7 separate regions of the Homo sapiens genome follow, and all the other regions are linked to region 2. The links are chromatin contacts, found by Hi-C or POLR2A ChIA-PET in ENCODE. All regions are on one chromosome and are shown on one strand. Each heading gives the region's core, a stretch centred on a gene start or an enhancer-like site at or near the end of the contact. The rest is flanking DNA. Distances are from core to core; before and after follow the strand shown.

Region 1 (2,700 bases), core at 118-2,617, 1.1 Mb before region 2:
GTGCTCAAACGCAAACCCAAGTCTGGCTGACCCCAGAGCCCATGCGGATGCAGCCTCTGAAGACTCCTGGCAGCTCCAATCACCCACAGCCATTCCCAGGAGTTGAGAGCTGACTTGCCGCCAGGATTCCCATCGTCACGACAACTCTTCCTGGCAGGGACCACCGTCCCCATATTACTGTGGTCAAATAGAAAAGGGCTCAGATCCCTGCCTGTCCTGCTGCCTGACCCCTGACCTCTCTCTGGGATTAGACTTCCCCTATTCCCAGCTTTCCAGATATCTACCCCTCAAGCACTTCAGAACCCAACGCCTTCCTTGAGGTCTGGGCGCTCCTTCTTCTACCCTTTCCCCAATCCCCTACTCTAATGTCCTCTTCTTTCCTGGCCCCCCGTTCCCTGTCACAGGTTCTCCCAAGACCTTACACCGACAGCTCTTTTCCTCTGTGTTCCTTGGGTCCCTCCTTTCCCCTCAGCTGCCCCTCTAGCCCCCTCCACACTGCCTTCCATGTCTTCTAGGCAATCTCCCACCCTGAAGCCCCTCTATCCTTCACCAGGGTGTCCTTATAGTCTCCCCGTCCCATCATCTCCCTGCCCCAAACTCATGGACTTTCAACCACTCTCAGGCCTCCTCTATACCACTGGCCAGGAGCCTCGGTGACCTATCTAACCCCTTTCCCCTGTATGACACCCCCTATCCCAGGTCCTCAAGCCCTGCTTCATTAGGCTTCCGGCATTCCACTTCCTCCAGGTCCCCTCTGGCCTCTTCCCATTCCATCGCTCCACAGGGCACCCCCGCCATACACTTCTTTCACTTCTTCTCTACATTGGGAATCCCTCTAACCCCATCGTTTGTAAGATCCCCCAGCTTTTCAGTCTTTCCCAGGGGACACCTCTATGCTCCCATCCCCGGGACCTCACTGGCTTCCTCCCCTTTCAAGCCCTCCCGGACCCCTCTAGCTACTCCGTGTCGTCACCTCAAGAGGCACTCTATGACACCCCAAGCCCCTACGTGCCCCCCACTCTAAAGTTCTTCCTGGGGCCCATCTATGCTGTCCCTATACGGCCGCAGAGGCTTTTGATCCCCCGGGTCCCTCTGTGATCCCCAAACCCCTCAATTTCACGCTCCCCCCTCCCCCGCGTCTCCAGTGTCCCCCGGCCGCGCGCTCACAGTTCCGGATGTCGGAGATGAACACCGCGAGCCCCCGCATCCCATCGCCCTTGGACACGGCCGGCATGATGGCGGTGGTGTCGGCTCCAGGCCTGGCCGGACAGGGCACAGAGCAGCGGGGGCTGGCAAGCGGGGACCGGGCGGAAAGGACCCCAGGCAGCGCCAAGGAGCCGAGCCGGCCGCGGGGAGGGCTGGCTGGCGGGCGGGCGGGCGGGCTGGCAGGCCGTGGCACCGCCCCCTGCCCCTCCCCTCCGCCCGCGGTCCGGAGCTCTGAGCCGCCCACTGGCTTGAGCTCCTGCCGCTCACAGGCGGGTTTCTCCCCCACTTCCTCTCTCATTGGCCGCCAAGCAAAGGCACGACGCTACGATTGGCCCAGTGTTCCGCTATTTCCGTTTGGGAGCTGGGGAGGGGGGGGAGGAGGCGTTGCCCGAGAGACGGGCGGGGTTCGATTGCGTATCATGGGCCCGCCCCCTCCGCGCGGCCAGGTCAAACACTGATTGGATCTAGCGGCTCTCCAAGGAGGAAGGGAGGGACGTGAAGGAAGGCGGGGAACGGTCCTAGGAGGCGGGACTTAGGTTGACTGGGACCAATGAACGGGTAGACCTGCCCCGCAGGCGTCGCGGATTGGCGAGATCTGTCCTACTTCAGCCCTCCATTGGGCGGCTGTGGGGCGGGCGGAAGGCGAAGATCAGTAGAGAAGGAAAGAGGGGAGGGTGTCACTCCGCTCGGCTGGGATAGGTGGAGCGACGCCTGCAATTCCCTGCTGCAGAGAAGGGGTTGGGCGAGGCAAGAGAGCGTGCGGTGTTTACTGCGCAAGCGTCTCCGTGTTCCCTTTCTCCCTCCACTGTCACCCCCGACTGCTGAAATCCTCTTCTAGGAAGCCTTCCTCCCCTCCCCCCTTCTCTGCAGCCAACGTGTCGGGACTTGAGTTGTCAGGAGACCTAGAATCTCAGAGTGAAAAACAGTAATTCAAGGCTAGTCCCATTAAGCAGAAGTTAAAACTTAGGTCGAGAGGGCGAATGACTTGCCCAGGGCCACACAGCTTGGAAGTGAAAAAGCAGAAATAAACGTAAACCGTATCTTGGCTTACTTTTCAATATATGTTGCCTTTTTTTTTTTGTCCAACCGCAGTGTCTCTCGGGCAGCCTCCATTGTAGCAGATATCAAACCAAAATTGATTGTCTCCTCCAGACTGGGAACTCCTTCTGGGCAAGAATGGGACCTGGCCTTGAACAGTTTCAACAACATTTGTTAAAAGAAGAAATAGGTGAATCTGCTTTGGCCCAGCCCCAGCCTCCATCCCCAACCCCCAGCTCCCCAGAGACTCTTTGGTAAACTGGCTTTGGGGAAGGCAAAACGGCCAGAACTCCCAACGCCCCAGGAGATTGAGAAATTTGGGACAAAGGGAACTGGAAGAGTCCATTTCTGTCACCTGTAGGAACAAAACTCCACCCCATCAGCCTTTTCTAATCTCAGAAGCCAAGAATTCCTGGAATGAGCCTTGGGGGTGTGTTCTGGACCTTTGGAATGGCC
Region 2 (2,700 bases), core at 164-2,663:
CTGCGTCTATATGGTCTAGCCTCGTGAGCTGTCTCTTTTTCTCTCTTTCCCTACATGTCTATGTGGTACAGTCCACCTGCCAGCCCTAGGCCATTGCTAGCCCACGATTTGTCTTTCCTCTTCACTGCTTTGTAACTTGGTCTATAACCCTTGACCCCTGCCTTCCTATGGTCCAATTACCTACTGTTCTGTGCTTCCTATTACTGTGAATTTCCAAAATGGTACAATTTGGATCCTCTCTCCCTTTCCAAGTCGTACTACCTTACGCTGTTCCACAATCTGATGCTCCCTTCCCCCTTACTGAGAATCTACAAGGTACAACCCCTTCCCTCCACCTCTGCCTCCCTGTGGTTTAGCCCAGGAATCTCACACACCCCCGGCTTCGCAACATGGTACAGTCCACACCCCCCCCCCCCCATGAAGACCTTCAAGTAGTTCAGCCTACTGCTGAATCTGGACGTCCCGATTCCCCCCTCCTATTGGCTTCTTGTGGTTCAGCCCAGTGCTTCTCGACCTAGTACATTCTGGTTCCCCGCTCGCAGACTTCCGACGGTAGGGCCCAGCGCGGCGCAGCCCACGCCCCCTGCACACCCCCCGCCCCTTCCATCCTATACTGACGCCCCCTGCCGTTGTTCTCTGTCTTACAGTGGATGGTGTCCCCCATGGTCGCTGAGACTCCCCTTCGAGGATTGCACCCGCCCGTCCTAAGCCTCCCCACAAGGCGAGGGGAGTTACCCCTAAAACAAAGCTATTAAAGGGACAGAATACTTCCTGTTTTCTCAGTGGTCTGATTCTAGGCGCGGTGGGGAAACATTTGGGTATTAAAGAACAGACTTCTTCCGGAAACCAATCTTCCTCTTTCTAAACCTCCGCTCTCGGTATTTTGGCTTCCTGCTTCTCAAAACCATCTTTAGGACCGCGGCCCCTTTAAGCGGCGCCCCTTTTCCCCCCATCACCCCCCTCGCCATCAGGCAGCACGAGCAGAGCCATGTGCTTCCCCCTCCCGCCTGCCTCATTGGCCCAAACTGGGTCACGGTCCCGCCCCCCAGTACCGCCTCCCATTGGGCAAATGTAGGTCAGTGTCCCGCCTCCCACCGAAAGGCAAGGCAACTTCACGCGCTGAGCCCCTCACGCGCCCTCCTGGGCCCTGGCGGACCCAGAGGCCCCATTGGCTGTGCGTCTCAAGGTGTCGGAGACGATTGGTCCGTGTTTGCAGCCGGAGGGAGGCACGCGGCTGGGTTGCATGCCCATAGAGGCTGGCGGGGCTGGACGCGCCGGGCGGGGACCCGGAGGAGGGGCGCGCGCTGTGGCGTCGGGTGTTTTGGTTTGGATTTTTTTTTCCGCGAAAGAAGTTTGCTTTGGCCACGCCTCAAGGCGGCCGCCTCCTCCTGCCCCCTCCTCCGCCCCTCCGCGCACACCTCTCGGTGCAGATTGCAAAGCGCCTTCCGTTGCGAGAGCTGCAGATTTTGCAAGAGCCAGGCTCGCCCACCTTGTAGAAGGAGCGCCTTGAGTCCCCTCTCACCCTCGGTTGCAAAGAGCCGACCGCTTGATCTGGACACCCCCTCGCCCAGATTGCATGATCTCCCGGGACCCTCTTGAGTTGCACGTTTCTGCACCGAGGACCTCAAATCCCCGTCGCTCCTAGGATTTGCAGCGTTCTGGATACTGGAGGGTTGCAGGCTACACTCGCCCGCCCCTGGGCAGACACTCGTCCAAACCACTGGAGTGTGCTGGTGACTGGCAGGCCAGCCCTTCGCCTCTCCATGAACCCGTGAGCCTGGGGGCAGGTGCCAGGCGATGGCGCGGCCTGTGAGCGACAGGACCCCGGCCCCTCTGCTGCTGGGCGGCCCGGCCGGGACACCCCCTGGCGGGGGAGCGCTGCTTGGGTTGCGGAGCCTTCTGCAGGGGACCAGCAAGCCCAAAGAGCCGGCCAGCTGTGAGTTCTAACCCCCATCTCACCCACTTCGGACACCCTACCCCCTTAGGGACTCAGGTGCCGTGGGGTGGGGTCCCATAGAAACCTGCGTGCGGGGAGTCCATCTTCCCAACCTTAATCTACTCAATTACTCAGGTGTTTAGGCCCCTAGATCCCTTAGCGCCCAGGACCCAAAAGCGCCGGCTCTGAAGCCCGTCCACCCTAAGGACCCAGGCACCAACGTCCCCAACGTCCTCCCCGCTTAGTTCACAAGAGTGTAGGCCCCAGCCTCCTCTTCCTTTTGGTCCGGGAGTCTGGACCCCTGGGGTCCCAGGGAGGGGGTGTGTCGGGTGCTCACACGGTGGTGACACGGGCTTGGGCGGGGCGTCATGGGGTCACATGGAGTCTAGGGATGAGGGATGTGCCCCAGGAATAGAGCCCCTTCCTGCCCCTTACAGATGGTGGGGGAGGGGAAGGGGGTACAGCGCGCAGGGGATGGGGGTTGGGTAATTACAGTGAAATTACAGAGCTGTCATTTTTTCTCTCACCTGCCCAACCCTCCACCTACCCTGTCCCTGCCCCCCTATTCCTGAACTTCCGTCTCTCTTTCTCTGGTTCGCTGTCTTTCTGTGTGTCTATTCCTTCCCGGCATTCTGTCCCCATCTCTGTGAATCTGTCCACCTGTCTCTGCCACCCCCGTCTCCATTCTTTCTGGGTCTCTCTCCCACTCTGCGTCTCCGTCCCTTTTTCTCCCGTCTCTCCTCTCCGACCCCCCGTCCCCTCTT
Region 3 (2,700 bases), core at 55-2,554, 1.4 Mb after region 2:
CCCACGCTCAAAGAAAGTCCGAACCCCACTCTTATTGGCTGCCCAAGCTCTCAGAGAACATTCCAAGCCCGCGCCTTCCTCAGGGACGTCCTAGTCCCGTCTCCAGCGCCCTACGGAAGGTCGACAGCCTCCCGCCTCCCCCGAAAGGATTCTGTACACAGGCCCAGAACTCACTGGCGAGGCTTCCTGGAACTGGCGTTTTGCCCCACTGAATACTCCACCCGCCCCAACAAGGACAAAACTACCCAGGCCCGCCCCAGATTTTCTGTGCAAAGCTCCAGCCTCAATCCGGCTGGGAATGCCAGGGCCACGTCCCCGACATCCTGGAAACCGCTCTGGCCCCGCCCACGGCTCGGGAAAAAACTTTCTGGCCCCGCCTTTCCCGCCAGACTTCTGGCCCCGCCCCCACCCATGGGCCATTAATGTGGCCCCGCTCCCGACTTTCCCAGCCACGCTCTTTCCCCGCCTCCTGGCTCGCAGGCAACAGCCTACACCCGCCCCTACCATCTCTTATTATTATTCCAGCCCCGCCCCCGGCCTGCCCAGTCAACCCTCTGGCCCCGCCTCCGATTGGCCTGGCCAACCTCCTGGACACGCCCCCTGACTCCCTCCCACACCTCGTTGCGTCAGCATCTGGCCCCGCCCATGGCTTCCCCAGGGTTCTGGCTCAACTCCCCGCTTCCCCGCCTCCCGGCCAACGCTCTGGCCGCGCCCGTGGCTCAGACGAAACTTTCTGGCTCCACCCCCAGCATTCCCCGCCAGCACCCTGGCCCCGCCCCCTGGCTCCCCCACTACATTGTGGCCCCGCCCCCGCCATTGCGTCAGCCTCTGGGTCCGCCCCCAACGTCCCGGCCAAGAATCTGGACCCACTTCCAGTAAGGCAAAACTTTCTGGCCCCGCCCACAGAGCTTCCGCCCGGCGTCCGAGCCCCGCCACACAGCTGAACAAGCAACACTATGGCCCCGCCCACAGTCCAGCCACAACTTTTAGGTCCCGCCCACAGCCGCCGGCCCAGGCTCTGGCCACGCCCCGCCCCGACCCTGCCCACCCACCCAACGGCCCGCCCCGCCAGCGCCCCTCCAGCTTCCCATGTGGGCGTCCTGTCCCCGCCCCCCGCAGAGAACTCCGACCCCGCCCGGGCCTGTTCGCACTCCCCGCCACGTGGGGCTTCAGGCCCCGCCTTCTCTGGGCGCGCTCCCGGCCCCCTCCCCCAGGTCACCTGTCCCGGAGACCCCGCGGCGTCCGCGACTCCGGCTCCGTCGGCCTCTGCGACCGCAGCTCCCGGGCCAGGCGCGTCACTTCCTGCCTGCACCACGTGAGGAAGGGAAATAAAGAGGGTCACTTCCGGTCCTGTGGGACCGTTTCCGGGAGCCTTAAAGGGGCCGCGCCTCCGCGATGGATGCGGGAGCGGGGCCGACTGGCCCCCCGGGTGTTCCGCAAGCTCATCCAACTTCCTTCTGCCTGAATTACCAACTTCCAGGAAAAGGAGACACCGTCCTCACTCCCTGGCCTCTACCTCTTTCTTCAAGCTGTTTCCGCCTCCAGCCCCTCATTCCTGGTTTCTATCAGTAGATGCCAAGCACTGGGCACTGACGCCTGGAAGCCTGGCGTGGTTCGAGCCCCCTCGTGCCAATGAAACCTTAGAGTTCGCTTTAGAAGCTTCAGATGTTCTACCGGCCGTGGGCGGTGGCTCACACTTGTAATCCCAGCACCTTGGGAGGCCGAGGCGGGCGGATCACCTGAGGTCAGAAGTTCGAGATCAGTCTGGCCAACATTGTGAAATCCCGTCTCTACAAAAAAAATTAGCCGGTTGTGGTGGCGCGCGCCTGTAATCCCAGCAACTCGGGAGGCTGAAGCAGGAGAATCGCTTGAACCGGGGAGGCAGAGGTTGCAGTGAGCCGAGATCATGCCACCGCACTGCAGCCTAGACGACAGAGCAGACCCCTTCTCGAAAATAAAATAAAATGCTGGGCGCAGTGGCTCACGCTTGTAATCCCAGCACTTTGGGAGGCCGAGGAGGGCGGATCACTTGAGGCCAGGAATTCGAGACCATCCTTGCCAACATGGTGAAACCCCGTCTCTACTAAAAATACAAAAAAAATCAGCCCGGCGTGGTGGCGGGCGCCTGTAGTCCGAGCTACTCCGGAGACTGAGCCAGGAGAATGGCGTGAACCCCGGGGGCGGAGCTTGCAGTGAGCCGAGATCGCTCCACTGCACTCTAGCCTGGGCGACACAGGGAGACTCCGTCTCAAAAAATATACATATACAAAAATTAGCCAGGCATGGTGGCGGGCGCCTGTAATCCCAGCTACTTGGGAGGCTGAGGCAGGAGCATCGCTTGAACCCGGGAGGCAGAGGTTGCAGTAAGCCGAGATTGCACCACTGCACTGCAGCCTGGGCGACAGAACGAGAGACTCCGTCTCAAAATAAAATAGGCCGGGCGCCGTGGCTCACGCCTGTAATCCCAGCACTTTGGGAGTCCGAGGCGGGTGGATCACCCGAGGTCAGGAGTTTGAGACCAGCCTGACCAACGTGGTGAAACCCTGTCTCTACTAAAAAATACAAAAATTAGCCAGGCATGGTGGCGGGCACCTGTAACACCTGTAATCCCAGCTACAGGCTGAAGCAGGAGAATCGCTTAAACCCGGGAGGCAGAGGTTGCAGTGAGCTGAGATCGTGCCATTGCACTCCAGCCTGGGC
Region 4 (2,700 bases), core at 13-2,512, 1.0 Mb after region 2:
CTGGGGGTCAAGTCAACTCCTTTCATTGTTTAGGGGCGGTGCGAAGGGGGGAGCCCCGGTGGCCTCCTTCCCCATCCATCCCTCCCCAGCTTTCCAGGGCCCCCCACTGTCCGCGACACCCACGGGAGGGATTTGGGGAGGGGGCGCAGGGGCCGAGCGAGGCGGGGAGATGCAGGCTCTCCGCCTCCGGCCGGGAGATCACCGCCCGCTGCCCGGTGGCCTTCGCCTTCCCCGAAAGGCGGGGAGCGGGGCGAGGGGAGGGGGCCGGGACGGGGAGGGGGTCTCCGCGCCCCTCCCCCCGTGGAACGTTAGGTCTCCTCTCTCCGCCGCTCCATTGTATCCCCGGCAGCCGGCGGGAGGGCCGGGGAGGCACTGGGCGCCGGGTCTGGGCAGGGAAGCCGGTTGGGGGGGGGTCCCCATAGGATCGGGGCGGCGGCGGTGGTGGAAGAGACGCGGGGCTGGGGGTGCCGGTGGCGGTGGGCGCCGAGCAGGAAAAAAAAAAAAAAAAAAAAAAGGAGGCAGCGGGCGCTGCGCCCCGGCTGGGGGGCTGAGTGTGAGAGTGTCGCGGGGGTGGGTTCGGCCCCGGCTCCGGCTCCCCCCACACACACCCTCGCCGCCAACCCCCACTCCCCCCTCGCTTTTGCGCCCTGTCACAGCCCCGACTCGCAGGTAGAGAGAGTTAAGAGATTTAAAGAGAAATTGCTACATTGTGAGAAACTCACCCTGATGTTTGAGCAGCCGTCGGCGCGGGGTCTCCGAGACGGCCCCGCACGGGCTGCAAAGGGAGGACCCAGAAGGGGCCGGCCGGCCGGGCCGGTCAGCGCACTGCCTGATCGCATGGCGGCCGCTCGGCAGCCGCTGCCGGGCCCCCGCCGCCGCCCCGCGCCCAGGCCCGCGCGCCCCGGGCCCGCGCCCGTTCCGGGGAGCGCCCCTCGGGTATGCAAAAAAAAAAAAAATTTTTTTTAATTAAATGCAAACGGAAAAAAAAAAAAAAAAACCTCTCAGGTTTTGTGTTCCGCCCCCCACCCCCTTCCTCCTCCTCCTCCTCCTCCTCTTCCCTCCGCCCTCGCCGGAGGAGGGGCTTCAGGAATCCCCGCCCCGCGTCCGGGCGGACCAGCCCCGGCCCCGCCAGGCCGAGCGGCGGGACCCGGAGCCAATGGGAGGCTGCGGACGTCCGGGGACTGGGCCCTCCGCGCCGGCGCCGCCCCCGCCCCCAGCCCCAGTCCCGGGGGTTCAGGGGCGCGCCTGCTCGAGCTCGGGTGTAGTTTGTCGACTGCCTCGAGCCCTGATCCGGATGCTGGGGCGCGGGGGAGCTGAAGGGATCCGCGCTCCCAGACCGCCGGTCCGGCTGGGGAGGGGGCGCCGTGCGTCCTGGGCGCGTCCCCTGAGGCGGAGGACGGTCGTCCGGCGGGAGGACGCGTCCAGGGGGAGCGCCGCAGGTCCGAAAAGATAGCGGGAGTCGAGGATGAAGGAAATGGAGGGGATGGAGGGGAGTTCCCCCCGGAGGTGGGACCGCGCCGGAGCCCAGAGTTGGAGCCTGACAGGGTGGAAGGCGGCGGGGACTTCGGGGTGACAGGCCGGGACCCCAGGCGTGGCTCGATCACTCACCCTAGCTGGTCTCCGTCGAGCCACGGCGGCGCCGGGGAGGCGGGTCGGGCCTGCCTCGGAGCCTGTCCCCGGCCGCTCTGGCCGCGCTGATGGGATTCCCAGAAGCCCCAGGACGCCGCGGTGGTGTCGGGTCCGTTTCCGCCCCACCAGGCCGTAAACGCCCTGCTGGCGGGACACGGATTCACGCGTTGCCCTTAGCGAGCGCTTGGTGAGCGCCCACTGTGTGCGCTGCGCAGTGCTGGGGGCCCAGTGGGGACACAGAGCCCCCGGACCTGCCCTCCCGATGCTTGCAGCCCAGGGAGATTTATACTTTGTTTTAGTCCCTTCTGCCTCCCCAGTGCCCTAGAAAAGCTCGTGCACACAGTAGGTGAATGCGGGTTGAATAAATGAGTAATCGAGACAGATTGTGATTTTGTTGTTGTTGTGTTATATTTTGTTTTGTTTTGAGACGGAGTTTCGCTCTTTCGCCCAGGCTGGAGTGCAGTGGCACGATCTAGGCTCACCGCAACCTCCGTCCCCTGGGTTCAAGCTATTCTCGGCCTCCCAAAGTGCCCGGCCTCTGTTTTTTTAAGCCTTAACATGTGTTCTAGTATCTTGGCGGTACTACCCATAATATTTACTTCAACGTATTTTTTTTTTTTATAATTTATCGGCCAGGCGCAGTGGCTCACACCTGTAATCCCAACACTTTGGGAGGCCGAGGAGGGTAGATCACCTGAGGTCAGGAGTTCGAGACCAGCCTGGCCAACATGGTGAAACCCCTTCTCTACTAATAATACAAAACTTAGCTGGGTGTGGTGGTGCACGCCTGTAATCCCAGCTGCTTGGGAGGCTGAGGCAGGAGAATCGCTTGAATCCGGAAGGCAGAGGTTGCAGTGAGCCGAGATCACACCATTGCACTCCAGCCTGGGCGACAAGAGGGAAACTCTGTCTCAAAAATAGTAATAATAATAATAATTTATCCAGCCTGGGCAACATAGCGAGACCCTGTCCAAACAAAAATTAGCCCAGCATGGTGGTGTGTGCTTGTACTCCCAGCTACTTGGGAGGCTGAGGCAGGAGGATCGCTTGAGTCCAGGAAGTCGAGGTTGT
Region 5 (2,700 bases), core at 174-2,673, 1.4 Mb after region 2:
GGACTCCTTGCCCAGAAGCTAGACCTCAGTTTCCCGGCCTTGGTTTCCTAGCAGCGCCCCAGGCCAGAGGCTGCACCAGTCTTCCAAGGCAGCACAGCGCTTTGGTCATTGGCTCTGAGATTTCCAGACAGGCTGAGAAGCAACACCACCGCCGCCGCCATCCACTCTCATCTCTCTGACCCCAGGAAGTGGGCCAGCATCGTTCCCTCTCGGCAGCCAACTGAGATCCCTGGGTGATTCAGCCTCTGTCCCTGACATGATAATTACACCAACAGCAATTCCCAGAACCCCAGCTATTGTCCTATATCACCCCACCCCTCCTCTTGTCTCCTGTGCTGTAACACGAGGGCAGACACTCTGCTTCTCCCCAGAGACATTTGTCCTTTGCTCCAAGCACACAAAAAACTGGGAAGCCCTTCCCACTGTCTGACCTTCAAAGGCCCTGCTGCTGCTAAGCTGCTTCTCCCTACTCCAAGAAAAGAAGAGCTCCTTAAGGAAGGGGAACAGCCCACCCGGGACAAAACAGACAAAGGCCACACCCCAGGAAGGTCTTTCCCACACAAACTTGGGAGGGGAGGCATCTCTGCAGACAACAGGACAGACACAGCACGAGGCAGCCGAGGCTGTCGTTTATTGCAGATGGACACGGATTCAGGGAGGTGAAGAGGCAGATGGGCTGTGGGCTCTGTGCTCAGCATCCCACAGCAGGAGGGGCAGGAGACAGAGCTCAGGATGGGATCTTCCTGATGGTGGAGGACCCGGCCTGACCACAGAGTAGCTGCAAGAGGCAAGGCCCCGAGCTGACACCCCCTGGGCCCCCATTCCGCGGGATGACGGCTCCAGAGACGCTGAGCGATGTCATTAGGAAGAAGGCCGGACCAATCCAGAGACGGTGCATCCTCGGCGTGGAGCACAGAGCTCTCGAGGGCTGGCGATCCGGGTTGGGGTGGAAGGGAGAGTTACCCGGGTCTTCGCCCCTCCGCGGCCTCTGGCGTCTCTCTGGGTGTCTGGCGGCTCGGACGGCGGTCAGGGTCGCTGTAGCGGCGGCGGCGGCTCAGCGGCAGCTGGAGCTGGGGTCGCGGCCCGCCGGGGACTCCCAGGAGGCAGGAGAGGGAGGCAGCGGCGGGCGCCGGGACAGGCGGCACGCCCGGGCGGGCAGCACACGGAGGGGACGGCGCGCTGGGCTGTGGGCCGGCGGGTGCCGCGGGAGACCGCGTGGGTACCCAGATGAGACCGTAGTACACGGCGAGCAGCACGGCAGCTAGCGAGACGCAGAGGAAGTAGGCGCATACCGGAGCCAAGCGCAGCCAGCGCCCCCGCGGGCCCTCGCTCAGCCCCGCGCCTCCGGGGCTCTCGGCGCCGCCGCCCACGCAGCTGGTCCCCCGCATCCCCGCAGCCCACTCGGCTCCGCGCCGCAGACCGCACAGGCCCCGCCCCCACCAGGCCCCGCCCCCACCCCGCAGACCGCCCCGCTCTCTAAACCGCCCGCCTCCGGCCCCGCCCCCGCCAGCATGGTCACGCCCCCACGCGAGCTGCCGCCTCCGCATCCTAGGCCCACCCCCTCCAGCCTCCGCCCCACCACCGACAGGCGGAGGTGCTACCCCGCCCCCCTCGCTCCAGCCCCGCCCCCGCGCTTAGCCCCACCACCCCAATCACCGCCTCCTCCCGCCACAACACGGTTCTCTTCCCAGACTCGGACTTCATCCAGCCCAGGCATCTAGCCCGCCTCGGAGCCCGCCCCCTCGTCCCGCTCAAGCCCTGCCTGGAGCCCTAACCCGCCCTGTGCCGCAGCCAGTCTCACTTCTCTACCTGTCGGACTGCTCTACTCCAGTGCTCGAGCCCTGCCCGCTACGGCCTCTGGCTCCCACACTCTAGTTCCGGAATCCCCGCTCTCCTCCCGCGCGGGTTCCCGCGCGACACCCCGACCACGCCCCCGCTGACGGCCCCGCCCCATGCCCATGGCCAGAGCCCCACCCGCGCGCGCTGACCCCGCCCCCCGCTCTAACTCCGCCTGTCAGGATTCCGGCCCCGCCCAGGCAGCCTAGCTCCGCCCCCGCGGGACCCGCCTCCTCCAGCACACTCTCAGCCCGCTTTCAGGTATCCTCAGCACCTCAGGCCCCGAGGTTCCAGCTCCGCCCCTCACCGCAATCGCGCCCCTTCTCCCAGCTCCTCCCCAACGGTCAGCTTTTCCCTCTCCCTAGAGCCAAGGGGTCCAGACTAGGCTCTGGGGTAGAAAGAACACAGCCTGGAAATCCAGATAAACCCCTCCTCACGCCCCCTCCCCATCAAGGCGGGGAAGCTTCAGTCCCCTCCCAGCAGCGTCTTCAGGAATTCGGGGAGGCCTGCGGGAGGGGGGAGGGAAGACGGATCAGAAGGGTGGAGGAAGACCCCTTCCTTCCGCCTCTTCCGCCACAGAAAAGCCCGCCAAGCACAGCGACCCAGCCTGCCCCCTCCAGAAACACAGTTCAAGGGTGAGCGGAAGCACTGCGTTTAATACGACAGGGCTGGCGCCCGAGTAATTCAAGCCCTTCGGAAGTGTCACCGGCTGCCAGGCCTCGGATGCAATCCTGGAGGCGGGAGATTCGGCCTGAAGACTGGCTCGAGCCGCCCAGGGCCTCCATGGGAGACTAACGCGGAAGCGTCCCAGCCGTCCCAGTGCCGTGACGTCCCCCGTTGGTGGGGCCTGCACCCGACTACTGC
Region 6 (2,700 bases), core at 187-2,686, 1.8 Mb after region 2:
CAAAGAGGGGACAGGAAGCAGTTTTCAGGCAGAGAACTGAAGGAGAGACAGGCCAAAGAAAGGAGAAGCAAATGAATGCAGTAGCTCAGAGGAGTGCCAAAAAGGAGGTGGGGAAGAGAGGAAACCTCCAAGAGAACACGGGCTGAAACTGAAGGCAGTCTGAGTTAGGGATACATCATTTAAGTGAATAGCAGAAATGGGAGACCTGCAGAGTCAGAGAAGGGGGAGGAGGCTGCTTCCCGGGAAGGCAGAGTCAGAAGCAAGCAGGTGAGGGGAGCGCAGCAAGATCTGAGGTCGGGCAAGGGGCAGAGCTGAGAGGCAGAAAGGTCTGGAAGAGAGGAAAGGGTCTGAATGGTAAACGGGAACAAGAGCTGAGAAGGGGAACAGGCAAGCACGGTGCAGCCAAGTCCGAGGGGATCAGGGGAATGAGCTGGGGCACGGAAGGGTCAGAAAGCCAGCCGAGGGGCATCCCGGGGTGCAGCAGGCTCTGCGAGAGGGCAGACAAGAAATGCGGGTAGTAGGGCCCACGAGGGAACGGGATTCAGTCCAAGGGGAAGACCTGGGGCAGCAGTGCCTGGCCGAACAGGGGTCTCAGATGGATCTCCAAAGGGTTGGAACCGCAGGTCCTAAAGGGACAGCTCCCAGGGTGCAACAGATTCTGAGACAGGAATAATAGCACAGAAGGTAGGTCAAAGAAGGGGCCGAGGACAGATCTGAAGGGTGGTGAGAGCAGAATCGAGAAGAGGGAGAAGCGTCACGGATCTCAAAAGTGGGAGCCACAATTAAGAGATGCAGAATGGTCAATGAGGAGAAGATGGGTCCCAGGAGCACTGCAGAGCCCGGGAGGAGCGAAGGGCATTATGGAGGGGTGGAAGGGGGAAGGGGGGCGCAGAATTGGGAACCGGTTGGCTGAAGTCGGGTAGGCTCCGAGGCAGACACCGAGATCCCAACGGGTCGGGGATGGGGGCGGCGGCGGGGACAGCAGGGCTGGGGCGGGCAGGGGCAGGTCCAAAGGGCAGGAGGGCCCCACGGGCCGGGCCGACGCGCGAAGCGACGGGGACGGCGGGGCCCGGGGGGCTGGGGGGGGGGCCGCTCCTCCCCTCCCCCTCCAGCTCCTCCATTGTTCGCGGGCTCCGGGCCCCGCCGTCCCCGCCTCCCCCTGGACCCCGCAGCGGGGCGGCGCCCGGCCTCGCCGCCCGGGGCCCGTGAGCTCGCGCACTCACCAGCTGGGCGCCCTCAGCGCGGCCCCGGCCTCCAAAATCCCGGCAGCAACGACGGGGGCCCCGGCGCCATGTTCCCCTGCTCCTAGTCCAGCGGCGGCTGAGGCGGCGGCGGCGGCTCCGGCGGCGGGGGGCCGGGCGGACCCTCCCTCGCGGGTTCCCTCCTCCGCCTCCTCCACCTCCTCCTGCCGCCGCGCCGCGGCTCTCCCTCGGGGCGGGGGGCGGGGAGGGGAAGGGGGGAGGGGCGGCAACCAGGGGGAGGGCGGACCAGCCTCGCTCACTCCCTCCCTCCCTCCCTCCCTCGCAATGGCGGCAGCGGCGGCACCTCCTTCCTGCGACGGCCGCTCCCGCGCGCGCGCCCCCTCGCTACTGCGCGTGCGCGGCGCGTGGACCGTTGCAGGGGTATAACGGCCCCTGGGCGCGCGCCGCGAAGGGACAACCAGCGAGGCAGTGGGAAGAGGTCAGAGCGCGTGCGCACCCGAGGGGCTTACTGCCACAGCCGCTGCCTGAGGTTAGGAACGGCCGCGGACGGTGCAGTGCGCGTGCGCCCCCGAAAATGCCGCTATTGCGGCGGCCGCCGTCGCGACTGAGCGCGAGGCGACTTGCAAACGAGCAGAGGGAGCGGGATGGGCGAGCGCGCGTGCGCGGGGGGCTGCCAGCCGGCGCAGCTGCTGGCGCAGGGCGGAGGGAGTGGTCCGCAGGAGCTGCGCGCGCGTCTCAAGCAGCCGATCTACTGCCTCGCGCTGGCTCCTGGAGAAAGCCGAAGGAGAGAGGCATGGCCCGGTTTTGGGGGTGGGGGGCGAAGGGCGCGATCCCGCTCGCGCGGGACCTGACCAGCCAATGGGAAGCAATGGGAGGTGGGTTTGCCGCGCGAGCCGCAGCCGCCGGGATAACGGAGGAGGCCAGAAGGAGCGACGTAACGTGGGGCGGTGGGGCGGGGCTGAGAAGGAGGGAGCGCACCAGAGAGGGAGTTGATTGGAGGATATGAGGAGGCGTGGCCCGCCTCAGCCCAATCCGAGCCCCGCAATTCGTCGTCCCGGAAGAAGAGGCGGGGCTGGAGAGCGCGTGCTCTTTCTCCTGGCTGTGAAGAAAATCTGCAGCCAACGCGCGCGTCCATGCAACTTGTTTTTGGTTCTGTGAACGACTGATCCCCAGGAGAGGGAAGACGGCCTGGTCCTGTGTGCAGCCCAAGCCTGTCACTTAGCATTGTGCAAATGGCTACAAATCGAATGTCAATTAGGGCGCCTGAAGGGAAAAGAGTAGTGATGGGAGAGGGCACCGCTGTAACCCTTGACTCCTCTGAACTGAGGAGGTGTTCCTCTGGGACTCCTCCGGAAGTACAGATCGTGGAAGATGAGCTTCCCGGGCGCCGAGCCAATATTTGTGGAATGCATGAAGAAAGGCTGTTTCCTATTACATTTGGCATTTCTGCCATCAGTCTCTTCATCTATAAAATGGGATAATAATCGTACCTCTCTCG
Region 7 (2,700 bases), core at 156-2,655, 1.2 Mb after region 2:
GCTGTCTCTTACATGCTCAGCACATAGTTTGTGATTTTTGACACATATTTTCTGAATGCCTGCTTTGTGTCAGGCCTTGTGTTCCAGGTACAGGCGATAAGGCCGTGATCAAGGGAGATCAGCCTGCTGCCTTCATGGAGCTTGCAGTCTGTGTGTGCTCGAGGTGTCCAGGACAGCTGGCCAACCCATGTCTTCTGGAAATGATACACAGATGTGCACATAGTACCCAAACCTCCATGGCCTTCTAGGGACAAAGCAGCACAGACAGGAACCCCTGAAGGCCCCAGAGTCGGAAACACCTGGTTTACATCCTGTCCCCACCACTTGCTAGCATATCAGTCAGTGGACTTACTCTTTCTGAGCCTCCATTTGATTCTCTCTAAACTGGGATAATAAACCTCTTTGTAGAGGTTTCTTTCTTGCAAAGATTAGTGAGACAGATTTGCAAAGGACGTCCGGGCACATAGTAAAAGCTCAATGAATCCTGAATAAGTGAACCGGCAGGGAGGGTAACAGTAGGCCCTTGCAGAACAGTTGTAAGGAATCAGATTATCAGAGCCAGCATGACTGTCACCAAGTAGGTGTTCGATAAAGGAGGTGGTTATTATAGCTGGATCATTTTTCCTTGGGGGCAAGAAGAATGTATTAATTATTTTAAAGGTGATACTGTTAAGATTATGAACTATAGGCCGGGCAAGGGGGCTCACGCCTATAATCCTAGCACTTTGGGAGGCCGAGGTGGGCGGATCACCTGAGGTCAGGAGGTCCAGACCAGCCTGGGCAACATGGCGAAACCCCATCTCTACTAAAAATAGAAAAACTAGCCAGGTGTGGTGGCGCCTGTAATCCCAGCTGCTGGGAGGCTGAGGCAGGAGAATCGCTTGAACCCAGGAGGCAGAGGTTGCAGTGAGCCGAGATCGCACCACTGCACTCCAGGGTGACAGAGCAAGACTCCGTCTCAAAAAAAAAAAAAAAAAAAATAGTGAACTGTGGAGTTACCTTGTTTGGTTTCCAGTACTGACCGCTCGTTACTAGCTGTGTGATCTTAGGCAAGTTACTTTACCCCTCTGTGCCTCAATTCCTTCATCTCTAAAATGGATTTAAGTACCTACCTCCACCCCCTTGCGAATTTTTAATAAAGTATTAGATGGAATGCACTTACAGTAGTTCCTGGCACATAAGGGCAATATTAAGTTTTATGATGATGATGATTCGACCTTCCACACAGCATACAGCGAGAGGCCGTGGCCACCACCTCCCATCTCTAGTCACAGACTCCTTATGGCAGCCCCTTGGTCCAGAAATGGAAAGGAGAAGAGAGCGCGGGCGCAGTGGGGCAAAGTCGCCTGGGAGGCCCGAGCAGGCGACCTGGCCGCCATCTTGGGAGAGGGCAACGCCGGCAGCTTCCGTACGTCATCAGCCCGCGCAACGGCCGGGCACCCGGCGGTTCAGGTCGCTTAGAGAGTCGTAGGTTGGGTAGTGCGGGTTGGGGCGGGGGCTGCGGAGAGGGTGCTTAACTGAGGGGCATGATGGGGGAGGCGGCCGTGGCCGCGGGGCCTTGTCCGTTGCGCGAGGACAGCTTCACGCGCTTCTCGTCGCAGAGCAATGTGTACGGGCTGGCAGGCGGCGCCGGCGGGCGCGGGGAGCTGCTGGCCGCCACCCTTAAAGGCAAGGTGCTCGGCTTCCGCTACCAAGACCTCCGACAGAAAATCCGGCCAGTGGCCAAGGAGCTGCAGTTCAACTACATTCCCGGTGGGTGGCGCTATGGTGCTGGGGGGCGGGGGCCTGGAACGTGGTGTTGAGAAGGCTTCTGAGGCTCTGTCTGAGCCGGGTCACCGTGCTGGAAGAATGGGATCAGGTGGTTTTAAGGGGGTCACTGGGATCAGCGGGCAGGCATAGTTGGGGCCCGGATGAGCCTAGGGTTTCAGGATTCTTCAGACTTACAGGTCAGGATCCCTAGTACCCAGGGAACAGAGATCAGGTGATGGTGGTCAGGACTCAGACCAGAGGGCATGATCATTGCGGTAGCCAGAGCTCACCATGTTGGGGAGATTGGAAGCATGAGTCTGCCTGACACTGAACTTAGAACTCTCCCCTCCCAGTGGATGCGGAGATTGTCTCCATCGACACTTTCAACAAGTCACCCCCCAAGCGGGGTCTGGTTGTGGGGATCACGTTCATCAAGGTACCTAGAGCCCCCTCCACCTCCCTTCGCCCTCCTCCTTACACACATGGTGAGTTCCACTGAGCCGCCCCGGATCCCTCCTGCCACCCCTGCCCTCCCCTGAACCCCGTGTCCTCCGCCAGGATTCAGGGGACAAGGGCAGCCCCTTCCTGAACATTTACTGCGACTACGAGCCCGGCTCTGAGTACAACCTTGACTCTATTGCCCGTGAGTGAGGCGTGGACGGGAGGAGGGAGAGAGTCCCCAGCAGGTCCCCCATGCTAACCTGCCTGTGCCCTGCCTACAGAGAGCTGCCTGAACCTGGAGCTCCAGTTCACTCCGTTCCAGCTGTGCCATGCGGAGTGAGTGTCCCCTGCGCATCGACGCCCACTCCACTGTAAATGTAGAAACCCTGGCTTCTCGAACCCCTTCTTTACTTACAGACCCCTGTAGTCTGTTTCCCCTTCTGGAAAATAAAGAGGTTGTACTAGATTAGGGATTGAAAACTAAAATGCCAGCCGGGCACGGTGGCTCAC

What was found. Hi-C counts contacts between places; a loop is a spot of excess contacts on that map. ChIA-PET counts read pairs that join two places held with the same protein, here RNA polymerase II (POLR2A). Pooled maps may share reads with other maps.
Region 1: a map of CD8-positive, alpha-beta T cell shows a loop between it and region 2 (6-fold over the local background). The contact joins the promoter of AP2A1 here to the promoter of DBP in region 2. A Hi-C loop is called at or near these places in 3 of 168 maps with a recorded cell type or tissue (CD8-positive, alpha-beta T cell, breast epithelium and naive thymus-derived CD4-positive, alpha-beta T cell) and 11 of 50 pooled maps.
Region 3: a loop to region 2 is called in a map of naive thymus-derived CD4-positive, alpha-beta T cell, with 13 times the contacts of the local background. The contact joins the promoter of CCDC9 here to the promoter of DBP in region 2. A Hi-C loop is called at or near these places in 2 of 168 maps with a recorded cell type or tissue (both naive thymus-derived CD4-positive, alpha-beta T cell), 4 of 37 single-sample maps with no recorded cell type and 14 of 50 pooled maps. POLR2A ChIA-PET finds 5 or more read pairs at or near these places in 1 of 52 experiments (B cell).
Region 4: a map of CD8-positive, alpha-beta T cell shows a loop between it and region 2 (14-fold over the local background). The contact joins the promoter of BICRA-AS2 here to the promoter of DBP in region 2. A Hi-C loop is called at or near these places in 2 of 168 maps with a recorded cell type or tissue (CD8-positive, alpha-beta T cell and naive thymus-derived CD4-positive, alpha-beta T cell), 3 of 37 single-sample maps with no recorded cell type and 10 of 50 pooled maps. POLR2A ChIA-PET finds 5 or more read pairs at or near these places in 1 of 52 experiments (activated CD4-positive, alpha-beta T cell).
Region 5: a loop to region 2 is called in a map of B cell, with 17 times the contacts of the local background. The contact joins the promoter of INAFM1 here to the promoter of DBP in region 2. A Hi-C loop is called at or near these places in 3 of 168 maps with a recorded cell type or tissue (B cell, aorta and sigmoid colon), 1 of 37 single-sample maps with no recorded cell type and 16 of 50 pooled maps. POLR2A ChIA-PET finds 5 or more read pairs at or near these places in 2 of 52 experiments (OCI-LY7 and WTC11).
Region 6: a loop to region 2 is called in a pooled map, with 6 times the contacts of the local background. The contact joins the promoter of ARHGAP35 here to the promoter of DBP in region 2. A Hi-C loop is called at or near these places in 1 of 37 single-sample maps with no recorded cell type and 7 of 50 pooled maps. POLR2A ChIA-PET finds 5 or more read pairs at or near these places in 3 of 52 experiments (HEK293, activated naive CD4-positive, alpha-beta T cell and naive thymus-derived CD4-positive, alpha-beta T cell).
Region 7: a loop to region 2 is called in a pooled map, with 8 times the contacts of the local background. The contact joins the promoter of NAPA-AS1 here to the promoter of DBP in region 2. A Hi-C loop is called at or near these places in 1 of 37 single-sample maps with no recorded cell type and 5 of 50 pooled maps. POLR2A ChIA-PET finds 5 or more read pairs at or near these places in 1 of 52 experiments (common myeloid progenitor, CD34-positive).

Annotation. Positions count from the first base shown.
Region 1 is chr19:49,765,668-49,768,367 of GRCh38, reverse strand. It overlaps AP2A1 (adaptor related protein complex 2 subunit alpha 1), which reads right to left and starts at 1,367. Exons shown (of 23, transcript NM_130787.3): 1 at 1,168-1,367. The coding sequence starts at 1,234. RefSeq lists enhancers at 903-1,671, 1,725-2,700 and a silencer at 1,233-1,812.
Region 2 is chr19:48,636,092-48,638,791 of GRCh38, reverse strand. It overlaps DBP (D-box binding PAR bZIP transcription factor), which reads left to right and starts at 1,413. Exons shown (of 4, transcript NM_001352.5): 1 at 1,413-1,936. The coding sequence starts at 1,798. It overlaps CA11 (carbonic anhydrase 11), which reads left to right. Exons shown (of 9, transcript NM_001217.5): 9 at 648-846. The coding sequence ends at 673. It also overlaps the pseudogene SEC1P. RefSeq lists an enhancer at 196-365 and silencers at 976-1,195, 1,366-1,475, 1,706-1,825.
Region 3 is chr19:47,255,129-47,257,828 of GRCh38, reverse strand. It overlaps CCDC9 (coiled-coil domain containing 9), which reads right to left and starts at 1,304. Exons shown (of 12, transcript NM_015603.3): 1 at 1,220-1,304. RefSeq lists silencers at 506-555, 596-835, 1,046-1,155 and an enhancer at 1,046-1,955.
Region 4 is chr19:47,607,191-47,609,890 of GRCh38, reverse strand. It overlaps BICRA-AS2 (BICRA antisense RNA 2), which reads left to right and starts at 1,262. Exons shown (of 1, transcript NR_186352.1): 1 at 1,262-2,018. It overlaps BICRA (BRD4 interacting chromatin remodeling complex associated protein), which reads right to left and starts at 757. Exons shown (of 15, transcript NM_001394372.1): 1 at 723-757. RefSeq lists silencers at 573-642, 713-762, 823-872, 983-1,362, 1,423-1,502 and 2 more.
Region 5 is chr19:47,273,608-47,276,307 of GRCh38, reverse strand. It overlaps INAFM1 (InaF motif containing 1), which reads right to left and starts at 1,423. Exons shown (of 1, transcript NM_178511.6): 1 at 585-1,423. The coding sequence starts at 1,388. The coding sequence ends at 960. It also overlaps a transcript of CCDC9 not described here. RefSeq lists silencers at 1,052-1,501, 1,862-2,121.
Region 6 is chr19:46,859,733-46,862,432 of GRCh38, reverse strand. ARHGAP35 (Rho GTPase activating protein 35) reads right to left here and starts at 1,436. Exons shown (of 7, transcript NM_004491.5): 1 at 1,224-1,436. It overlaps LOC124904791 (translation initiation factor IF-2-like), which reads left to right. Exons shown (of 4, transcript XM_047439803.1): 3 at 1,113-1,376; 4 at 1,537-2,700. The coding sequence ends at 2,208. RefSeq lists a silencer at 1,128-1,667.
Region 7 is chr19:47,482,987-47,485,686 of GRCh38, reverse strand. It overlaps NAPA-AS1 (NAPA antisense RNA 1), which reads right to left and starts at 1,405. Exons shown (of 4, transcript NR_038452.1): 1 at 1,163-1,405. KPTN (kaptin, actin binding protein) reads left to right here and starts at 1,468. Exons shown (of 12, transcript NM_007059.4): 1 at 1,468-1,752; 2 at 2,103-2,185; 3 at 2,308-2,392; 4 at 2,472-2,526. The coding sequence starts at 1,527. It also overlaps a transcript of NAPA not described here. RefSeq lists enhancers at 1,094-1,223, 1,254-1,543.